Linked DNA regions of Homo sapiens: region 1 is linked to region 2. A link is a loop called in an ENCODE intact Hi-C map of the cell type or tissue named here. Cell type or tissue: B cell. All regions are shown on one strand. Links, peaks and the distances in the headings refer to the core of each region. The heading gives the core; the rest is flanking DNA. Region 1 has its middle 120 kb from the start of GOSR1. Region 2 has its middle 73 kb from the start of GOSR1.

Region 1 (11,916 bases), core at 2,105-10,104, 50 kb after region 2:
TTTTTTGCTTGTTTTTGAGACAGTCTCAGTCTGCTGCCCAGGATGGAATGCAGTGGCGCTGGAATGCTGAAGGGGGCCTGCCCCTCCACACCTGTGGGTATTTCTCGCAAGGTGGAGATGAGAGACTGAGAAAACAAATAAGACACAGAGACAAAGTATAGAGGAATAAAAGTGGGCCCAGGGGACCAGCGCTCAGCAAGCAAGGGCCTGCACCAGCACTGGTCTCTGAGTTCCCTCAGTATTTATTGATCACTATCTCTACCATCTCGGCGAGGGGGATGTGGCAGGACTATAGGGTAATGGTGGGTAGAGGGTCAGCAGGAAAACGTGAGCAAAGGACTCTGTGTCATAAACAAGTTTAAGGAAAGGTGCTGTGCCTCGATGTGCACATAGGCCAGATTTACGTTTGACTTCACGCAAACATCTCAGTGCAGTAAAGAGCAGTACTGCCGCCAGCACGTCTCATCTCCAGCCATAAGGCGGTTTTCTCCTATCTCAGTAAATCGAATGTACGATCAATCGGGTTTTACACCGAAACATTCCATTCCCAGGGATGAGCAGGAGACAGATGCTTTCCTCTTATCTCAACTGCAAAGAGGCCTTCCTTTTTCACTGATCCTCCTCAGCACAGACCCTTTACGGGTGTCGGGCTGGGGGACGGTCAGGTCTTTCCCTTCCCACGAGGCCATATCTCAGGCTGTCTCAGTGGGGGGAAACCTTGGACAATACCCAGGCTTTCTTGGGCAGAGGTCCCTGCGGCCTTCCGCAGTGCATTGTGTCCCTGGGTACTCAAGACTGGAGAATGGCGATGACTTTTACCAAGCACACTGCCTGCAAACACATTTTTACCAAGGCACATCCTGCACAGCCCTAAATCCATTAAACCTTGAGTCAATATAGCACATGTTTCTGCGAGCACAGGGTTGAGGATAGGGTTACAGATTAACAGCATCTCAAGGCTTTCGGGGGACCTGCCCCGATAATCATGTAGGTTCTTTTCTATTTTTCCTAAGCGTCGGCCGGCTTGAGAAATAAAGGGACAGAGTACAAAAGAGAAATTTTAAAGCTGGGCGTCCGGGGTAGACATCACACGTTGGTAGGATCCGTGATGCCCCACAAGCCACAAAAACCAGCAAGTTTTTATTAGGGCTTTTCAAAAGGGGAGGGAGTGTGCGAATAGGTGTGGGTGACAGACATCAAATACTTAACAGGGTAATAGAATATCACAAGGCAAGTGGAGGCAGGGTGAGATTACAGGACCACAGGACTGAGGCGAAATTAAAATTGCTAATGAAGTTTCGGGCACTATTGTCATTGGTAACATCTTATCAGGAGACAGGGTGTTGAGATCAATTGGTCTGACCAAAATTTATTAGGCAGGAATTTCCTCTTTCTAATAAGCCTGGGAGCGCTATGGGAGACTGGAGTATATTTCATCTCTGCAATTTCGACCATAAGAGACAGGCGCACCTGGGGGTGCTGTTTATAAGCCTATACCTCCAGGCGTGTATTCTCTTCCTCAGGGACGTTCCGTGCTGAGAAAAAGAATTCAGCGATATTTCTCCCATTTCTTTTGAAAGAGGAGAAATATGGCTCTGTTCTGCCCGGCTCACCAGTGGTCAGAGTTTAAGGTTATCTCTCTTGTTTCCTAAACATTGTTGTTATCTTGTTCTTTTTTCAAGGTGCCCAGATTTCATATTGTTTAAACACACATGCTCTACAATTTGTGCAGTTAATGCAATTATTACAGGGTCCTGAGGTGACATACATCCTCCTCGACTGACAGGATTAAGAGATTAAAGTAAAGACAGGTTGGCCGGGCGCAGTGGCTCACGCCTGTAATCCCAGCACTTTCAGAGGCCGAGGTGGGTGGATCACGAGGTCAGGAGATCGAGACCATCCTGGTGAACACGGTGAAACCCCGTCTCTACTAAAAATACAAAAAATTAGCTGGGCATGGTTGCGGGCGCCTGTAGTCCCAGCTGCTCAGGAGGCTAAGGCAAGAGAATGGCCTGAACCCGGGAGGCGGAGCTTGCAGTGAGCCGAGATTGTGCCACTGCACTCCAGCCTGGGCAACAGAGCGAGACTCCCTCTCAAAAAAAAAAATAAATAAAAAATAAAAAAATAAAGTAAAGACAGGCATAGGAAATCACAAGGGTATTGACTGGGGAAGTGATAAGTGTCCATGAAATCTTTACAATTTATGTTTAGAGATTGCAGTAAAGACAGGCATAAGAAATTACAAAAGTATTAATTTGGGGAACTAATAAATGTCCATAAAATCTTCACAATCCATGTTCTTCTGTCATAGCTTCAGCCAGTCCCCCCATTTGGGGTCCCTGACTTCCCACAACACAAGGCAGCAGAATTTTTCTTAGTACAGATCAAAATGGAGTTTCTTTTATTTATTTATTTATTTTTTATTATTATACTTTTAAGTTTTAGGGTACACGTGCACAATGTGCAGGTTAGTTACATATGTATACATCTGCCATGCTGGTGCGCTGCACCCACCAACTCATCATCTAGCATTAGGTATATCTCCCAGTGCTATCCCTCCCCCCTCCCCCCACCCCACAACAGTCCCCAGAGTGTGATGTTCCCCTTCCTGTGTCCATGTGCTCTCATTGTTCAATTCCCACTTATGAGTGAGAATATGCGGTGTGTGGTTTTTTTGTTCTTGCGATAGTTTACTGAGAATGATGATTTCCAGTTTCATCCATGTCCCTACAAAGGACATGAACTCATCATTTTTTATGGCTGCATAGTATTCCATGGTGTATATGTGCCACATTTTCTTAATGAGTCTATCATTGTTGGACATTTGGGTTGGTTCCAAGACTTTGCTATTGTGAATAATGCCGCAATAAACATACGTGTGCATGTGTCTTCATAGCAGCATGATTTATAGTCCTTTGGGTATATACCCAGTAATGAGATGGCTGGGTCAAATGGTATTTCTAGTTCTAGATCCATGAGGAATTGCCACACTGACTTCCACAATGGTTGAACTAGTTTACAGTCCCACCAACAGTGTAAAAGTGTTCCTGTTTCTCCACATCCTCTCCAGCACCTGTTGTTTCCTGACTTTTTAATGATCGCCATTCTAACTGGTGTGAGATGGTATCTCACTGTGGTTTTGATTTGCATTTCTCTGATGGCCAGTGATGGTGAACATTTTTTCATGTGTCTTTTGGCTGCATAAATGTCTTCTTTTGAGAAGTGTCTGTTCATGTCCTTCGCCCACTTTTTGATGGGGTTGTTTGTTTTTTTCTTGTAAATTTGTTTGAGTTCATTGTAGATTCTGGATATTAGCCCTTTGTCAGATGAGTAGGTTGCGAAAATTTTCTCCCATTTTGTAGGTTGCCTATTCGCTCTGATGATAGTTTCTTTTGCTGTGCAGAAGCTCTTTAGTTTAATTAGATCCCCAAAATGGAGTTTCTTATGTCTTCCTCTTTCTACATAGACACAGTAACAGTCTGATCTCTATTTCTTTCCCCCACAGAATGCAGTAGCATGATCATGGCTCACTGCAACCTTGACCTCTGTGGGCTCAGGTGATCCTCCTATCTCAGCCTTCCGAGTAGCTGGGCCTATAGGTGCATGCCACCACTCTCGGCTAATTTTTTGTAGATATGAGGTTTCGCCATGTTGCCCACGTTGGTTTCAAACTCCTGAGCTCAACTGATTCCTCTGCTTCAGCCTCCCAAAGTGCTAGGATTACAGGCATGAGTCACCATGCCCAGTCCTTGAATGGTTTTAAAGTGTTATTCTTATCTGAATATTTGTTTTAAACAATAGTATTTAAACTTACAAGAAAGCCTAAATACAAACCTCTGCATGTTAACCCTGTATACATTTTTCTATGCTGTCACTTACATTTTTGAATGTACTGCTTTAAACTTCAAAACAAGCAGTCTCCCCCAGGTCTCCCATCACCTTCTGAAATACTAACTTACATTAACTAATATAAAGCTACAAATTATGTTAGTTGGGTGGCTGGAAACAAAGAATGTGCCATAAAAATAAGGCAAATGTGAATGTGTACATCAGTTTGCTAAGTTTTTTGCCACTGTTCAGCCTCTTAAATTGTGGTAGCAGCTATTGTTCACATTGATTTGTATATATCTGTAGTACAAGGAAGCATTTCTAAAGGACCTTGCTCATTGTTCTGCACAAAATAGCCACTTAATATTTGTTGAATGAATTGCTGGCACTATCTCTGGTATTTTTATTTTTATTTATTTATGTATTTATTTTTGATACGGAGCCTCATTCTGTTGCCCAGGCTGAAGTGCAGTGGCGTGATCTTGGCTCACTGCCACCTCTCGGGATCAAGCGATTCTCGTGCCTTGGCCTCCCTAGTAGCTGGGACTACAGGCATGCGCCATCACGCCTGGCTAATTAATATATATATATATATATTTTTTTTTTTTTTTTTTAGCAGAGACGGGATTTCACCAAGTTGGCCAGGCTGGTCTTGAACTCCTGACCTCAAATGATCCGCCCGCCTTGGCCTCCCAAAGTGTTGGGATTACAGGGGTGAGCCACCCTGCCCGGCCTATCTGTGGTATTTCTAGTGTGATGTCTAGAACTTCATATACTTTTTTGGATTACTTTAATTGTAAGGCTGTATCCAAACTGATGAAATGCTCTCAGAGGTAACTATCTGGAGAGGTGACTACACTGATGCATTAAAAGAAATGACTGGCATGGAATAAGGATTAAAATATATTAATCCAAAACATTTAAAATTGCATTAATAACAGCCTAAAGCAAAACTAATGAATCACATAAAAAATCTCCCACGCTGTTGTTCTTAGTAGTTTACATTGTGCTACATACTTTCGCATGCATATGCATACAACTTCTATTCTGTTTTTAAACTTTGCATTACATATACATTCTTCCATATTATATGATCTTCATAAAACTTGTCAGTTAAATGGCTGCATTAAAAAGCATGCGGTTCATGGACCATTATGCTGTTCCCTCATTCCTTTTGTTATTAATGGAATATAGCAAAGAACATCTTCCGTACTATTATTTATTTGTCAAGAATAGGGCCAGGCATGGTGGCTCAGGGAGCCGAGCCTGAGAGCACTTTGGGAGGCCGAGGCAGGCGGATCTCTTGAGGTCAGGAGTTCGTGACCAGCCTGGCAACGTGGGGAAACCTAAATGTCTCTACTAAACATGTCTCTACTAAAAATACAAAAATTAATGGGGCGTGGTGGTGCACACCTGTGGTCCCAGCTACTCCAGAGGCTCATGTGAGAGTATCACCAGAGCCCAGGAAGTTGAGGCTGCAGTGAGGCGTGGTCACACTACTGCACTCAAGCCTGGGCGACAGAGGGTGACCCTGTCAAAAAAAAAAAAAAAAATCCTAGCAGTAAAGTTACAAGGTCAAAGGATAAGGTACACATTTAAAAAGAAATTTTCTTTCTCCTCCTGAGATAACTAAATACAGCAGTGTATGAACAACCCTTCATACATTACTCTCCAAGGTTTATCTTGTTAATCCTTTCAGATGTTATCATCTCCCTATCCTTGGCTGCACCTGAAAAGAGCAGGAGCCGGCAGGTAACCCGATCGCCTCCCCCAGGTGAGTCTCCGATGGAGGTGTCAACTACAAGACCAGGAGCAGAGCAGTCCTGGGGCTTTGCTGGAACCATTGGCGTGGGAATGCTGTCTCTTCCCTCGCCCGAGAGACGCCAGATTCCCAGCGGGCAGCGGACTCGGTTCTAACCTTCCTCGCCCCAGCCTCTAGGAGCGCTCTGCACGCAGTGGGCGTCTAATAAATGCAGTCGGCCCTGCTTGGACAAAAGCTCTCCTTAAGTGGACCGGACACTATGCCCCTCCAGGTGCCAGAGTTGTCGCCCCCGCTGCCACTTTGCTCCCTGCGCGCGTTCCGCGTGAGACCCTCGGCGGCACCTCACCCACTCCCTGACGGCCGGTGCCAGCCCGGGGCACCCTGGGTACTCTGCGCGCGCCCGCTGGCCCCGCCCGGCCCCAACGGCCCCAACTCCCGTCTCCTCCCAGTCCCCCGGAGCCGACCAGTGGTGGCGGCAGCCCCAGGTCCCGGGTCCCTCAGACAAAAAGGCGGGTGGAGGAGGAGTAGCCGAGCCCAGAGTCCTGCTCCGGCGCCGCCGAGCACCGCCCGCCTCAGCCGACCAGCCCCGTCGGCTACTGGGCCTAGCCTAGAGGAGAGGAGGGAAAGGCCGCGGAGGCCGCGAGGAGACGGCTGGGGCGCCAGCGGCCGGCTGCCGCCTAGTTGTGCTGCCCGGACCAAGGAAGGAGAAGTGGGAGGAGCGGGGAGCTCAGCGGCTCAGGACGACGACGCTCGCCACATCCGGGACCCTCCGGCCGTGGCGGTCGCAGCGCCGGCAGCTCGGGCCTCAGCCCCTGCCTCTGTGGTGACTCCGCCGCGCTTCGACGTCGCCCCTGTCCCCGTCCCGCCCGCCGCCCCCGCCAACCCCGCCGCCGGGGACATGTCCAACCCCTGAAGCCGGAGGAACGGGCCAGTCAGACTGCGCCCGACAGGTGATGGGGAGCGGCGGCCGGGCTGGGCAGCCGCCGGGTGGGCGAGCTGGCGCGGGGTACCTGTTGACTTGGGAAGGGCCAGGATCGCGATCAATGGTGAGTTGGGGGTCGGAGGAGTAGGAAGGCCTAGTTCAGGGAGAGTAATTGGAAAGCCACTCGCTCTGGTTTGGACATTCTTTAAAAAGCCGAGGATGACTCGGGGAGGCGGGGTAGTCTTTTGTGGAGGGGAGGATACACCCGTTCGCATCGCAGCGGATTTCGGGCTGAAAAGTCTTGGTCAAGGAGCCCGACGCTGCCTCCCGGGGCTCGGGGAGCAGCAGCCCCTGGGCTACGGCCCAGGTGGGCTCGTGAAGGGGATTATTGAATCCGGTTGCAGACTGCGCGCAGTAAACACTCCTTAAAGATGGAGCGCTTAACGGGAGGGTGTACGTGTGTGTTCCCGGGTTGTTACCTTGCACACCCACTTATGCCCGCTTGCAAAACCTTTACTCCCCGCCTCTGGCCACCGTTGCCGGGGCCGCACACCTTAAACTCAGGTCTCTCTGAGGAGAGGAGACTGAGGTTGACTTTTCCCATGTGCCTGTCTGATCCGACGGCTCGGGCTCATTGTACACTGTGTTTTGGAAGTGTCTGATTGTAGGGTGGCATGTTTGGGGTTGTACCTTGTAGGCCGCAGAACTTGTGTCACTTCTAACTCCAGACCTGCTTTAAAAACACACTTTTGGAGGCGGGTAGGGGGTACTTTTCTAACTATGTGCTCATACAAACTTTAGAGCAAACTTTCTCTTACTCTCCCCACCCTCCCCCTTCCTTTTTCTAAATGGAAAATAATGTCCGGAGGGGTTGCTAGATAGAAGACTACACTTACAAAGTGTTTATGATTCCAGGCGCATGAAATCTTTAACATTACAGGTACATTTTTGCTTACAGTGCCATTTTTGGTATTCTTACATGGACATGTCACCCCCATTTTAGGAAAACTTGTATTTGGTTTGAAAAGGAATTGAAATCACGACGTTATCCTACCTTCACCATTTACCCCTGATAAATTGTCCACGTTTATATTCCGATGAGTGGTGAGAAAGATAATTTTCCGTAGAGGATTTGTGTGTGCGTGCACGTGTACGAATAAACTGTAATTATGTTTGTCCACACTAGACTTTGAGATTTATTTGAGCTAATTTTGTGGTTGAATGCCTGTGTGTCACATCCCAGTACAGCTAGATGAAAACTTGCAGTGAATTTGGTATTTGAGAATTTATCTCGAATGTCTGTTGGCTGCAATTTAAATAATATACGACCTTCATGACAGTTTTGCTTTCCCTAGGGAAAAATGCAGGGAATCATTAACTGAGTGGTTCTTAATGGAAAACCTGGATTGGAGGATACTTGTATTTCCCCCTACTCCCCCCCATTCAATGTCCTTATATTGGGAGAAGTCAATGGAAACCTTTTTAGGGGATCTTTGTTGCTTTAGAGTTTATCTGTTGCTATCTGGAATCAGTGATCATCGAAAGAACATGCGATCCCAGGTGTGCAGAAAGCATCAGAAATAAGCTGTTTCCATTTACTTCCCTCAAGGCTACATAGAGAAAATGAGGGAAAAAATAGGGATTTTGATTTTCTGCAGATAAAATGAGTTGAGGTTTTTAGTATGACTCAGTAGATCTTAAAGTGTTTATCTGTGGTTTCTGTACTGCCTATGATACATTATAAAAATTTATAAGTAAAGTTTGTTAAGAGGAAAGATTATGCTTATATTTTAGGGGAAGAGGGAATATTGAACTACATTTATAGAGTGATTTTGTTTCAGGTTTTTCTGAGGATTTTTTAAATACCCTGTGTCCACTTAATAGGAAAAACAGTTTGAGGTACTCTGAGTTTCTTACAACTATTTGTCTCTGAATAGTTTTCTCTTAAAATTTGACAAATGTTAAAAACATTGTCCTTCCTCCTTTGGTTATAGTGGAGTCTTCTGTTTTGCCAGGAAAGCGAACATTTTTTTTTTCATTTTTGTTCATCATTTACAAATTAGATGGGATATATTTTAGCAAATAGATCTCAAGAGCTGGATTTAATTAGCAGCTTTTTAGGACATAAACATTAAAGGGTTAGATGGAAAAGATTGTTTTGACTGACAGGATAAATGACAGGGCTGTGTTTGATGTGCGTCCAGGAATTGGTCTGGAGCTGGTGCCCAACTTCTCAGTCCATCTTGAGAAGCCAAATAAAATACTTAACCTAGGCCTCATTTTGTTTAAAAAAAAAAAAAAAAGTTGATTCTTTGTTAAGACCTTAAGAAATGTTTGGCATACCTTTAGACTAAGTGTTTAACAGTTCATTTAGACCTGGGTTCCCTAATAGAGGAAAAAAAATCACTTAAAAAAAGACAGATCCCACAGTGAATTTATATTTGGTTTACAATACACTTGGGCTGTAAGATGTTTTAAAATTATTGTTCTTTGCTTTAAGTTAATACCATATTAGTATTTTAAATTTATAGAGTACCTTTGATTTCAATATGCTGTATAAATTTTAGTTACTTGGTAATAACCTTATTGCGGAATTGCCTTTTTACTGAAAGGTATAAACATTTCTTGCATGGTGACACACACACACACACACACACACACACACACACACTCACACACTCACACACTCATACACTGTCTTTCTGAAATATTTGAACCGTGAGAGCTCTGCCCACAATTGATATTAGACCTTTCCACATATTATTCTTAAAACCACAGTCAGTGAATTGTTTGGTATTTGTCAATGCTAAGAAGGTGGGACTAATTTAATAATTTGATCCCAAATTTTAGATTCCTCAGGCAATTGGGGGTTAGAATCCAATTTCATCCATCAAGCTACTTCTGTTCTTTGTGACACATTAACATATGATCATTAAAATGGGCTGTATGGTAACACTATCAACTTCAACTAATATTTCTAGAACAAATTGATTATAAAATGTATAATTTCTATACCATTATACCTATATGACTGTCAGATACAGGCTTTTCTTACAATGGTTTGGATAGAAAAATATTCTTTACAGTAAAAACTTTAGGATAATTTTCAGACCATTATTGTTTTTGAAAACCAAAGGCTGCAAAAAGCAGTTTAATGTAATTTCTAATATTTTAAATTCTTAGGTATGGAGAAGTAGAATAAGATTACTCCTTCAGAACATTTATTTCAGATCTTTTTATAAATTTAATGTTTTTGTATGCTGCTTCTCATATTATTAATTTCAAAGCCCTTGGCAGTAAGGAGGTTAACCTTGTCTATAATGTAAGGAAATTTAACTTTAAAAATTTCCCTTTATATATGCTAGCGTCTTAATCTTGTTTCACTACATATTTTATTAATTCAAGGCCTTGAAAATTATGGCTTTATTCTATTACACAGGTTTTTAAGTATGCCTATACACCATAATGACGTTATTTATTTATTTATTTATTTGAGATGGAGTTTCGCTCTTGGCTGGAGTGCAGTGGCGCGATCTCAGCTCACTGCAACCTGGGCCTCCCGGGTTCAAGCGATTCTCCTGCCTCAGCCTCCCGAGTTGCTGGGACTACAGGCGCATGGCGCCACGCCTGGCTAATTTTTTGTATTTTTAGTAGAGATGGGGTTTCACCGTGTTAGCCAGGATGGTCTCTATCTCCTGACCTCGTGATCCGCCAGCCTCTGCCTCCCAAAATGCTGGGATTACAGGCGTGAGCCACCACGCCCAGCCAAGAAATTTTTTAAATGCAAAGTTCTCTAGCCACTTTGTATTTACCACTACATGTCTCACTAACTTCAGGAAACCTGATAGCTTTTGACCACATTAGAGTAACTTGGCTCTCAAGTTAACTTTTTGTAGAATAGTATAATCAGGTTAAGTTGAAACCTATCTTTCTTTAGTCTTCCAATATAATTATAGGACACTTTTTGGTTAAACCATTGTTCCATGTTTACATTATTATGATTATGTAAATATCCATAGTTGGGTCACATGGGTACAAGAATTATATTTTCTTTCTTGACAGCTTTTGTTTTTTCTGAAATTAGTAGCTACTTTTCCCTTTTGTTTAGTTTTCTATTCCTCTCCTAGCTAGAAATGAGAAATTACATGTCATAATCCTCAAACTCTCCTACAGAACTGAAGATCTTTTCTCCATATATTCAGTTCTGTCAGTATTCCTTTGGCTTTGTTTCTTCTTGGAGATACCCCTCCTGGGGGTCTGTGTTCTCTTTCTTCAGCCTGGCATAATGGTTCTCTAAGACCTGCTGGGCAGTTGTCCTGGGACTTGCCTGTATTGTTATGTTGGCAATTTCCTTTGTCTCTTCTAGATTTAGTGACTTCCTATTTTTTGTTTACTCTCCTGATTTGGTGAACTCTATCTTCTGTTGTCATTTTGAGAAATAATACAAAGATGGGAAGAAAGTTTAGATCTTATCAGAAAATATATTTTGATTTCTTATCTGTTGGTATGGTTCGAGTACAGGCTTCTAGATGAAATAGGACTTTATCTCCAAATGTTGAATACATTGGTCCATTATCTTCTAGATTTAGATCCGAACTGTTGAGTAGAAATATAATGTAAGCCACAAATGGGAGCTCATCTGTAATTTTAAATTTCCTAGTATCCACATTAAGATAAGTAAAAAGAAACAGATGACGTTAAGCATAATAAACTGGGCATGGTGGCTTGCACTTGTAATCCAGCTACTCGGGAGGCTGAGGTGAGAGGATAACTTGAGGCCGGCAGTTTGTGACCACACTGGGCAACATAGCGAGACCCATAATATAATATATTATGCATAATAAGCATAATTTATTATGCTTAAAATGAAGCATAATATATTTTATTTAATTCAATATATCAAAAATATTTTCTACATGGCAGTATAAAAATATTGAGCTACTTACATATTTATGTATATATACATATTTACTATGTCTTTGAAAAATCAGTGGTTTTCTCATTTTATGTTAAGAAAAATCAGTGGTTTCTTTTGCAGCTTGCCTCAATGTGGACTGGCCACATTTGAAGTACTCAAAGGTCCCATGTGGTTGGTGGATACCATTTTGGACAGTGTAGGTTCAGAGTATTGCTGATGGCATCCTGATTTTGATCTGTCATGACTGTTGTTTTCCACTGGAAGTTTCTTTATTCTTCTGTCGCTTGTTATTTTCCTTTAAAAAAATTGTAGCCCCCCTAGTGGGTATGAAGTTGTACCTCGTCATGGTTTGGAAGTGCATTTCCCTCATGACTAATGATGTTGAACATCTTTGCATGTGCTCGTTATGTTTTATCTTACAGTTAATATTAATTGGCTACCAGAGGCTTCTCTCTTGCTTGTGTCTGAGGTCATTTTGCAAAATCC
Region 2 (11,916 bases), core at 2,048-10,047:
GTGATTTCTCTGATGGATCTGAGCAAAGTAAATTGAAATCTTCTGGAAAGAAGACAACATTCTAGATGGCATTCATATCATTCAGGATTGGTAGGAAGAGGTCAAAATATCAACATTAACAGTAGTTTGGAAGAAGTTGATTCCAGCTCTCATGGATGACAAGGGATTCAAGACATCAGTGGAAGAAGCAACTGCAGATGTGAGGAAATAGCAAGAGAACTAGAATTAGAGGTGGAGCCTGAAGATGTGACTGTATTGCTGCAATCTCATGAGAAAACTGGAACTTATGAGGAGTTGCCTCTTACAGATAAGCAAAGAAAGTGGTTTCTTGAGATAGAAACTAGTTGTGGTGAAGACGCTGTGAACGCTATCCAAATGATAACCATAGATTTAGAATATTACATGAACTTAGTTGATAAAGCAGTGGCAGGGTTTGGGAGGATTGACTCCACTTTTGAAAGATGTTCTACTGTAGGAAAAATGCTATCAAATAGCTTCACATGCTACAGGGAAATCTTTCTTCAAGGGAAGAGTCAATGGATGCAGCAGACTTCATTGTTGTTTTAAGAAATTGCCACAGCACACACCCACCTTCAGCAGTCATCATTCTGACCCGTCAACAGCCATAAACATTGAGGCAAGTCCCTCTACCAACAAAAAGATGACAACTCGCTGAAAAAATTTTTAGTGTTTTTAGCAATATTGTTTTAAATTCCAGCTTTTATTTAAGATATAGGGGGGTACGGGTGTAGGATTGTTACATGGGTATGTTGGATCCGGGTAGTGAGCCTAGTACCCAGTAGATAGTTTTTCATCCTGTACCCTCCCCCTTCCAATAGTCTGCACTGTCCAATTTTCCCATGTATTTGACCACATGTGCTCAGTGTTTAGCTCCCACTCTCCCACTTGAGAACATGTGGTATTTAGTATTACGTTCTTGTCTTAATTCACTTAGGATTACGGCCTCCAGCTGCATCCATGTTGCTGCAAAGGACATGACTTCATTCTTTTCTGTGGTGGTGTAGTATTCCATAGTATACGTGCCACATTTTTCTTATCTACTCAATCATTGACAGACACCTAGGTTGGTTCCATGTCTTCCCTATAGTGAATAGTTTGGCGATGAACATATGAGTGCATGCATCTTTTTGGAATAATGATCTATATTCCTTTGGTTATATACCCAGTAATAGTACTTCTGGGTGAAATGTTAGCTCTGTTTTAAGTTCTTTGAGAAAACTCCAAACTGCTTTCCACAGTGGCTGAACTAATTTACATTCCCACCAACAGTGTGTAAGCATTGCCTTTGCTCCATGGTTTCACCAGTGCCTGTTGTTTTTTGGCTTTTTAATAGTAGCCATTCTGTCTAGTGTGAAATGGGATCTCATGTGGTTTTGATTTGCATTTGTCTAATGATTAGTGATGATGGGCATTTTTTCATATGCTTGTTGTCCACTTGTATGTCTTCTTTAGAGAAGTGTCTTTTCATGTCTTTTGCCCATTTTGTAGTGGGGTTATTTGGGGTTTTTATTGCTTGCTGATTTGTTCAAGTTTTTTATAGATTTGGATATTAGGCCTTTGTTGGGTGCCTAGCTTGTGAATATTTTCTCCCATGGTGTAGGCTGTCTGTTTACTCTGTTGATGGTTTCTTTTGCTGTGCAGAAACTCTTTATTATAAAGTGTATAAAATTTATAATCAATAAATGTACATTTGCCGATTCAATAAGTCAATCACATTTATTGATTTACAACATAATTTACTTAGGTCCCACTTGTCACTTTTTATTTTTGTTGCAATTGCTTTTGGAGACGTAGCCAAAAATTCTTTGGCAAGGCTGATGTAGAGAAGGATATTTCCTAGGTTTTCTTCTAGGATTTTTATAGTTTGAGGTCTTATATTTAAATCCATGGTAGGATAGCACCTCCCTGTCCCTTTGAAGTGAACCATGTTACCTGCTGTGAGCAGTGAAGTGGAGCAGAAGTCACAGGTGCCATTTCTGGGCAGAAGCTTTGAAGGGACCATGGTGAGCCACCCCATCATTTCTTCTGCCTAAGCAGTTTTGGGGGCACAGAAGTCGGGTGTTATGGGCTGAATTGTGTCCCCCACCCCCAAGTTGATACGTTGAAGTCCTAACCCCAAGTGCCTCAGAATGGGATTGTGTTTGGAGATGGGACCTTTAAAGGTGTAATTAAGGGGAAACGAGGTCATATGGGTGAGCCCTCATCCAATCTGTCTGGTGTCCTTATAAGGAGAGGAGATGAGGACACAGACACAGACCGAAGACCACATGGAGACACAGACAAGAGGGTGGCCACTTATAAGCCAAGGAGCCAGGCCTTAGAAGAAACCGATTCTGCTGATACCTTAGTCTTGGACTTCTGGGACCCCGAACTGTGAGAAACAATATTTCTGTTATTTAAGACCTCCATCTGTGGTATATTCTTACCGTAGCCCTAGCAAACTCGTATTGATTTTTGATACCAGGAAGTGGAATGCTGCTCTAAAAAATACGCAAAAATGTGCAAGTGGATAATGAGTAGAGGCTGGAAGAGTTTGGAGGTGCATGCTGCAAAGGCCTAGATGGTCTTTTTTATATGTTTAATTTCTGGTCAAAAATATTTTAGTTGTTTTATAGAGTTCTGGGAAAATAATTACCTAAGGAAAAGAAATAGCATTGCTTATAGGCGGGTTTGAATATTAGCCCTGTAGCTTTGCTGAGAAATTGAGAAATTCTTCTTGGTTAGAGTCCTGAATTACATTAAATGGAGGGATAGGGTTAAGGTGTTTATTTTGTGTTTTTTGCTTTCAGCTTGGTGTTTTTGGTTGTTGTTGTTGCCCCAAGTGAGTCCAAAACCCAACCGGGAAAAGAACATTAAATCTTAAAACTTGAGAACCTTCTTTGACTCCATGGCCCATGTTCCAGATATACTAGGATGTGGTTGGGCGGCCCAGGGCTTCAGGTGGCTCTTCCCCCATGGCTTTGCTGGGTGCAGCCCAGGCAGCAGCTCTCACATGTTGGAGTTTGATGCCTGAGGCTCTCCCAGGGTGGACTTGCACACTGCTGGCTCTACCATCCTGGAATCTTGGGGATAGCCTCTTCCCCACGGCTCTGCTGGGCATTGCCCTAGTGGGAACGTTCTGTGGTGTCCCTGCCCCTGTGGCAGTTTTCTGCCTGACCCCAAGGCTGTCTGGGACATACTTTGAAATGCAGGTGGAGGCAGCCATATCCCACAGCTATTGCACTCTGCACACCTGCAGAATGAGCACCACGTGGATGCTCCAAAGAGTTTTCTGCCTGTGTCCTCTGGAGGGGTGATAGCATGTCCCCCACTCCACCAGGGCCCATTGAGCAACACTTGGAGCAGCCAAGGAGCACCACAGCACAGTGTGGGAACCAGCGACTTCAGGGAGTGCTGGGCAGCAAGCCCCAAGGTCCTCAGGGGTCCTCAGGGCGCCCCAGGGCCTTTCTTGGAAACCGTACTGCCGTCAGTGCCCTGGCACCATGGGCCTGTGACGAGAGTGCGGCCTGAGTGATCCACACAATGCCTTCAGGGTCGCTCTTCCATTGTCCTGGTGAGGAGCACAGCCCTGATCCACGCAGGCCTCCTGACCCACACCCTCGTGTTCGCTCCCAAACACACTTTCTTATCTGTTCAAAACGGGCAGGCTGAGAAGGCTAAAAGTTTCCCAAATCTTTAAGTTCTGCTTCCCTTTTGATTATAAGTTCTGTCTCTAAATCATTCCTCTTTTTCTTTCATTTTCCTATAAACGTTCAAGACAATCAAGCCGCTCCTTCAATACTTTGCTGAGATATTTCTTCTGCCAAATTTCAGTTACATCACTCACAAGTTCTGCCTTCCACCAAACACTAGTGCTTTGCCACTTTATGGCAAGCGTCACTCACCTTTCCTCCAGTTTCCATTTACCTCTTCTTGATTTCCATCTGAGACTTCATCAGAATGACCTTTCCTTTCCATATTCTTTTTTTTTTGTTTGTTTTTTAGAGACTGGGAGCCACCGACATGCCAGGAGACAGGCCTGGAACAGAACCTTCCTGCACAGCCTCAGAAGAAACCCACCCTGCTGACACTTTGATCTTGGACTCATGGCCTCCAGTACTGTGAGACAGTAAGATTCTGTTGTTGAAGGTGCCCAGTCTGTGGTACTGTAAAACAGCCCTAGGAAACTAACATAGCCTATTAGCCTACAGGGTGAAGAGATGGAATTCGCAATGGACCTCCAGGCTTACTGTCTACAGCTCCCAAAGTGTGCTGTCGGACCCTTGGGTGTGTGTAGGTATGCAAGATAATTTTGGGTGGTGCAGAGTGAATAATGTCAACTTACATAATGGATTTATCTTACTGGATAAATCACGGGTTCCCTCCTGTTTGGAACCAGGCTGCACAGCAGGAGGTGAGCAGCCAGCCAGTGAGCAAAGCTTCATCTGTAGAAACAGCCGCTCCCCATCCCTTGCATTACCACATGAGCTGTGTCTCCTGTCAGATGAGTGGTGCCATTAGATTCTCATAGGAGCATGAACCCTACTGTGAACTGCGCATGCCAGGGATCTAGGTTGTGTGCTCCTTATGAAATCTAATGCCTGATGATCTGTCACTGTCTCCCATCACCCCCAGATGGGACCATCTAGTTGCAGGAAAACAAGCTCAGTGTTCCTACTTATTCTACATTATGGTGAATGGTATAATTATTTCATTATATATTACAGTGAAATAATAATAGAAATAAAGTGCACAATAAATGTAATGGGCTTGAATCATCTCCGCATCATCCTTTCCCCTTCTCCCGGGTCCGTGGAAAAGTCTTCCATGAAACTGGTCTCTGGGACCAAAAAGGTTGGGGACCACCGGTATAAATGCTTCTAAGAATAGTTAAGCAAATTAAGGTTTACATGCTGCTAAAAATATGGGTTTCAATGCTAAGAAAAATGGATGCACGTGAAAACACTCTCTTGCTGTGGTCCAGGGAATCTAAACCATTCTAACAGAGAAACGTGCAGCTTGGAGCTGGAGCTGCCCTCCGACATCCTGTCCACCTCATATCCCTGCACCACACACGCATGCACACATGCAAGCAGACATGTACACATGCATACGTGCATGCACATGAACGCACACACACGCACACATGCACATAAATACACGTGCATATACCTGCACACACACACACTCACACACACACACACACTCTCACTGTGCTTCATGCCCTAAGGTGGCCTGGGAGGGAATGCGTGTTTTTAAGGGGAATGAAGATGACTCAGGCCCCTCGTTCTCCTGGCGTTTGCACCAGTGTCTTCTCTGCAGACCATGCTTCAGTCTCTTTCTTGGCTCTCTCTCTTAGTGAAAGCAAGAAGCAGAGCCCCTGCGTGTACCTGGCTGCTTAGGGTGCAAGCCAAGTTCACAAGCTTCCCGGGGAGCCTGGTGAGAAGAAGGCACTGCAGAGCCTCCCCAAAAGAGGCGTCAACTTTTGGTGGATCCTTGAGCCTGGGAAAATGATAGACGGGACATCACAGTTCATCAGAAGACACAAACAAAATCCACTCAGGAAGAGCAGCAGTCAAAGGTTTTATTCTCTCGGAGAAGGTTCTCGGGGGCTGTAAGCAGCAGGCAGAAGACTTTATTGCATGTGTGGTTAGGTGATGGCAACCTCCAGTTTTCACTGGGAACTGGGATCAAGAGTGACCCGACCTCCTCCGCAGCCCCTAGGGATGAGTCAGCTGCCTCTTCTGCATGCTGACAAACCTTGGCTCTCATTTATGCCCCACCGCAAGCCAGCCACACCCCTGCCTCACCAGCATAACCACCTCCTCCTGACTTTAGCCCTGACAGCACTGCTTCCTGGTAACCTTCCCCCTCCCACCATGGTCCAGGCAAGCCTAAATGCCAGCGCCCTCCACCCACCCTTCCTGGGTGCCACTCTACTGTCTGCTTACCCAGATGTCTTAACCTGGCTTTACCAAGATGGAACAGACAACAGGGATGAGCCCCCAGCCTCTCCCAGGAAGGTTTGGCAAAATGCTCTCCATTTAGAAGCAGGGGCAGTGACGCGGCCTAGGGATGACCCCAGGCTTGTCACCCAAGCAGTAAGAAGGGCAAGGAGCCCAGTTTCATGCCCTTACCCTGGGAGGATGTGGCCAGGGCTCCACAAGTCCCTCGGGGGTAGGGGGAGTGCACAGGAGAGCAGATCCACCCTCCTTTTGAGGAAGTAGCCACCACTCCCAGGAAGCAGCAGATGGGGTGCACTGGCAGAGACCCTGCGTGCTGTAGAGCAGGGCCAGCAGATTTGCACTCAGCCTCAGCCCCAGGGGAGCTGCAAGACAGACTGAGACCCTCACAGGTTTGGCTCTGTGTCCCCACTCAAATCTCATCTGGAATTGTAATCCTCCTGTGTCAAGGGAGGAACCTGGTGGGAGGGGATTGGATTTGGGGACAGTTTCCTCCCGTGCTGCTCCCCTGATAGTGAGTGAATTCTCAGGAAAGCTGATGGTTTTAAAGTGTGGCACTTCCTTGTTCTCCACTTACTCCCTCCTGCCACCTTGTGAAGAAGATGCCTGCTTCCCCTTCACCTTCCGCCATGATTGTAAGTTTCCTGAACTGCGAGTCAGTTAAGCCTCTTTCCTTTATAAATTATCCAGTCTCAGGTATTTCTTTATAGCAATGTGAAAACAAACTAACACAGACCCCTTCCCTGAAGTGCCTTCTCCTTAGGCCACCAGCTGCCCCCATGCTCCTCCTCTGCCCCCTGGTCTTTCTTTTCCCCTCATGAGGCCCAAGTGATCCACAAGGCCAGCTTCACCTCCATCCTACTGCAGGCCTGTGCAGCTGCTGGAGAGGCCGGGCTCCTTTCCTCACCCCAGAGTGTATACGCTGCAGGCAGGCATGTTGACGCCTCAGGCAGTGGATACTGACTCTGGGCCCTGCTGACCCGGGCAAGGCCCCATTGTGATGCGTGCCATGACCTCAGAATGTCACTGGTGCTTAGCACCTGCTGCTCCCCGGCTTGCCTCTGTGTTCTACAGCAGCTACACACAGACAGTGGTATCTGTGAGTGGCTCTGTGGACTCAAAGGTTTTCTCCCTGAGAGGCATGACCCAGGCCAGCTGATTCTTCAGAATCAGGTGAGTGTGACCTGCTCTCTTCCCTGCAGGCTGACTTGGGGACAGTGGCTACGGGGTGGGCGATGTTGGCCTCTGGGCACCTGCTGAGGAGGGTCATCCCTGAGCACTCACCGGGTGCCCGTTCTACACTGCCCGTGTAGACAATTGTCTCTTTCGTCCTCATGGTGCCTCCATAGGGTAGGTGCTGTTCCCAAATGTACCCATTTGACAACTGAGACGTCTGGGGTCAGAGAAGTGGTAATCAACCCGGGAATCCCGACATGACCCTGGGTTTTGCTCTCAGCCCTGCCCTGTGCTGGGCTGGACTTAAGGCCTGAACCCTGTGGTCTCCCTGCCCTAGATCCCAAATCTGTCGAGGGTTTCCGATCCCGATGGGGCAGAGCCTGGCCCTGGCAGAGCCACTGGGATGGATCCACTGTGGGTGGGGTGGAGGGGAGGGTCCTAAGAACACATCTGTGTCCTAAGCTGGGTCCTGATGGTCCCTGTGGGACCAACTGAACACACATGGTCCCTTGTCCGGGAGTGGCATGGGGAGCCTTCTGCCTTTGGGCAGCTGTGGAAAATGAAGGAGCCCTGGAGAGCTGGCTGGAGGGAGGCTATCTTCCATCCTGTTCAACGGGGTCCAGGAACTGGGGTTGTCCCCAGGTATTTCTTTGTCTGGTCCTATCCAGGCCTTGCCCTCCTTTTGCTCCAAGTGTTCCCAGGAGGGACGATCCATCTAGGTGTTCCCCAGGACCAAAGACCCACTGTTCTTCCTCCGTGACCCAGGAAAATGAAGCCCCCTCCTGTATGGATAGCTCAGAATGGTGGAGTCCACAGTCCCTCCCCGAGAGATGTGGTTTCTATGAGTACAGAGGCTGCGTTGGACACAGTAGCTTATTTTCATTCCTTAAACCTGTTGTTCCTAAAGTGGCTTCACTGGTGAGACTGAAGGGCCATGGTAGCCCAAGTGATGAGCAGAGTAGAACCGAGCACTCAGGAGAGACCTTGTTCCCCGTAGGAAACTGAGCATCTCTGTGGTCCCGAGCATCCCAGAGACCTCTGGTCCCTGTCCCCAGTCTGCCTCCATATCCCTGGAATAGCCCATCATGGGCCCTTCACCCTTGGCAGGTGGACACCATTGAAACTGCCGGGGCAGGTGTATGCCCATTTCATGGCATTTGGGGACAATGGGACTCTCTGTCCAGGTCCCACTGTCCTCAAGTCCTTGGGAAGATGCACACCCCTGCTGGAGACTCCAGAGACCCATGCAGGTGTGGGCCACTGGGTCTAGCCCCTTTTCACCTGAGGGCGGTGGTGGAATGGGGGGTTACGCAGCCAGGCAGCATCTGGGAGCCGGGCAGGAGCAGTTCAGGTGTTCTCCGAAGCTCTCAGGTACAGTGTAACCTTTAGATGTTTTTGTCTCACAGGATGGACCTGATAGAGGACGCGGATACTTTGGAGGAGTGAGAGGACATCACTATGAAGTATGAGAAGGTACAGATCCATCTACTCCTTGGAGGGAGGCCTCTTCCAGTGCACCCTGGTCAAATGGTCCTGGGCTCCCTAGGAGCACAGTGCAGGGTGGCCACTACCCCCAGGCCCTTTCAGCCTTTACCTTGGACCCCTCACCAAGGCTCCCTCTGGGTTACAGGGACACTGAGCTGCACTGCCAGAGGACATGGGGCCTGTGCCTGTTGGAATCTACGGAAACATTGATCGCTTTGGGATTCTGCAGTGAGTCCTCTGTGCTCCTCTCAGCCCCTAAATCACCTGTCTCAGCTCATGGATGGGTTTGCTTTTAGAAAGGCCTTTCTGACGCAGGACATGTCTCCCCAGGTTGAGCCAACCTCCTTTCCAGGGTCAGAACTCCTCCCTGGCTCCCCTGCAGGTCCAGCCTGAGGTTGTTGTTAGGCCAGAGGTGTGGGGCCCATCTAGGGAGTGGGTGGGAATGGAGAGGGGGCTAGGTCAGGCCCCTGGGCTCTCAGCAGTTCTGTCGGCAAGTGAGCACAAAAGGAGCGGGGCAGCCTGAGGGTCTGGCCCTGTCTACCAGGAGACAACCCCAGTGAGATCCAAGGGTTGTGGCCACAGGGTGAGGAGACACCTGGCCCAGCCTCAGGGATGTTGTCCAGCAGGTCTCTGGGGGCCCAACTGCCCCTGTTCTCCCCCACTTCCCTAGAGCTACAGCCCTCACTGTCCCCATGGGGAAGGGGGAAAGGCATGAGGACCATAGGGGCTGTGGCCTTAGGGGAATGGGGGAGAAGATGGGCAGGGCCAAGTTCTGGGCATCTCACAAAGAGGCCAGGGAGGCAGCAGAGCTTGCAGCTAATGACCCTGGGTCTGGTGCTGGGAAGGGATCTGGGGCCAGGTAAGAGGAGCCTAGGGCCAGGTGTAGTCGCTCACGCCTGTAATCCCAGCACTTTGGGAGTCCGAGGCAGGCAGATCACAAGGTCAGGAGATCGAGAGCATCCTGGCTAACATGGTGAAACCCTGTCTTTACTAAAAATACAAAAAATTAGCTGGGTGTGGTGGCGCATGCCTGTAATCCCAGCTACTCAGGAGGATGAGGCAGGGGAATGACATGAACCCTGGAGGCGGAGCTTGCAGTGAGCCAAGATCACGCCACAGCACTCCAGCCTGGATGACAGAGGGAGACACCGTCACAAAAAAAAAAAAAAAAAAAAAAAAAGGAGCCCAGCCTGGAGCCCATCCCTCAGGGATCATAGGATGGAGAGACGGAGGACCTCGGGGGAGGTAGGGTGGGAGGAAGCTTATGAGCCATGCCACTTCTGAAATGCAAGGCGTGTGGCTCAGGTGCAGGGAGAGGCAGGTGGATGCTGGGAGGTCATACCCTGCGAGGGCCTTGGGAATGTCGGGTGGGATGGGCCCCTGGCGCACCCTGGGTGCACTGGGCAGGTCTCAGGGCAGGCTCCCTAGACCCTGGCGGGTCCACATCATGTGGTCACTCCCTGAGGGACTCCTGTCAGGGCCCGGTCACCCACCCTGGGCAGCCCCCATCCCATCTCAGGGCTGACCTTTCTCAGCTCCAGCAGAAAGCACCACCTCGAGTCCAGGATGGGCAGCCCCATTGTGCAGCCTGACCACCCCCGACACCAGGGGCCCCAGTAACCTTGGCCACGCTGGCTCTGCACTCCCTCTTCTCCCAGGTCCTGACCCCTCCTGGGAGTCAGCCCCACAGGAAGGCCTTTGTCCTCCTTTCCCTGTGCCTTCTCCTGGGCTGAGACCTGAGCTGGATGGGACAGAGCCAGTCCTTTCTGGAGGTCGACTCCCTGACCCGGATGGCTCCAGGCCCTGTGCAGGTCCTCAGCTCTGCCTGGGTTGCCTTACAGTGAGAAGAGGCTGCCCCCTGTCAGCTCCCGGGAGGCAGAGGTAAGAGCCTGGTCCAGGGACGGGGGGACGTGGCGGGTTGTTGATGAGCAGAGGAGGCAGTGGGCCTGGGCGGTGGCCAGTGAGGATAACACGCTGTCACTGGGAGGGGTAGCAATCCCTGCTGGACCTGACCTCAGGTTGCTGTATCTCTGGCAGTTTGATGAAATTCCAAAGTGAGAACCACAGTCCTGGCTTGGGGATGGCTGCCCACTTGTGTTAGGACCCCACCTAGAGGCTGGGCTCTGACCTACGACTGGTGTGTCTGTGGCCTGAGGATGGCACGTCCCAGGGTCCCAAGGCCAGCCCACTGGTGCTCATTCGCTCAAAGGCTCTCAGCCCTTAGGGTCTGCCCTTCCCTGGCTTTTTCTAGCTGGGTCCCACCAGGGCTCCAGAGCCCAAGACCCAGCATCCAGGGACGGCTCCGGGAAGCCTGGTAGCTCCGCTAACTCCAACATTCCTCATTTGACAGCAAATGCAGCAGGAGATGAGACGCAAGAGCAAGTGGATGGCAATGCTGGGAAAATGGGAGACATATCAGAACAGCAAAAAGGTCATGTGTGGAGGGAGAGGCCCCCAGAATCACTTTCTGCAGAAACAGGGCACAGGCACCCATGGCTATGACCTGGCAGCGTAAGCCTCTCAGAGGGCAGGTGGCACACTGTCCTCACCTAGAGGACCGCAGGCCTGGTTGCCAGCTTTGCTGCCTGTTCATGCAAGCGTCACCTTGCTGAGAGAGAATCTATATCTAGGGCTGGGGCCACCGGGAGCTCAGGGCTAGGGAAGCCTCCTGGTGACCTGAAGGAAGGAAAAGGTCCAGATCAGAGTTCAGACTTTGAGTGTCCATCCCCTCTTTCAGTCCTGGGAAGGGAGACCCTGTCCCAGCTTGACATCACCTCTCCTGACGAATCATGGGGCCAAAATCAAAGATTTCCAGAATCCTCGGGCTCTGGTTCTCGCTGGGGTTGTCGCGGGGCCTGTGACACCAGATCGTTTTCTGCCCACAGCTGATGAAGCGAGTGTATAAGGGCATTCCCATGAACGTCCGGGCCGAGGTGTGGTCAGTCCTCCTGAACATTCAGGAAATCAAGGCGAAAAACCCCAGACAATACCGGGTATGCTCAGCCACAGCACAACAAACAGGCCAGGCCGTGTCAGCGGCCCAGGTCTCCAGCTGGAGGGAACGTCAAGCCCCGCTTTGGAGGGTGGGTGGGATGGTCAGATGCACATCCTGAGCACGGACAGTGACACAGGCACCACAGGTGAGCTCGGCTCTGGTGACCCTCCCTGGCTTCCGAAACAAGCCAAAAAGCAGCTTTCTGCAGAAAGAAACCTTCCTTCTTTCCTTCCTTCCCGAAGTGCTGACTGTGGGCTGACTGCCATTTGGGGCAGGGAGTCTTCCATCTGTTCTGAG

What was found. A loop is a pair of places that touch in the nucleus more often than their neighbours do. Peaks named below come from ENCODE experiments on the same cell type or tissue, not always from the same donor. Only the 100,000 strongest peaks of a DNase experiment are listed, where the experiment ranks them.
Region 1: it touches region 2 in a loop (8-fold over the local background); 2 of 110 quality-filtered maps call a loop at or near these places.

What each region holds. Positions count from the first base shown.
Region 1 is chr17:30,594,377-30,606,292 of GRCh38, forward strand. It overlaps the pseudogene SMURF2P1-LRRC37BP1 and the pseudogene SMURF2P1. Among named protein-coding and RNA genes, the nearest start is that of GOSR1, 120 kb to the left of the region's middle. RefSeq lists a silencer at 5,906-6,385. In B cell, for the core only: CTCF peaks have their summits at 5,823, 6,045 and 6,254; DNase peaks (open chromatin) are centred at 5,295, 6,165, 6,825 and 6,965; H3K4me3 peaks cover 1,985 bases; H3K27ac peaks cover 2,040 bases.
Region 2 is chr17:30,544,926-30,556,841 of GRCh38, forward strand. It overlaps the pseudogene LOC100420311. Among named protein-coding and RNA genes, the nearest start is that of GOSR1, 73 kb to the left of the region's middle. RefSeq lists an enhancer at 6,093-6,623. In B cell, for the core only: no CTCF peak of the experiment used is centred there; DNase peaks (open chromatin) are centred at 5,271, 6,196 and 7,076; H3K4me3 peaks cover 1,243 bases; H3K27ac peaks cover 928 bases.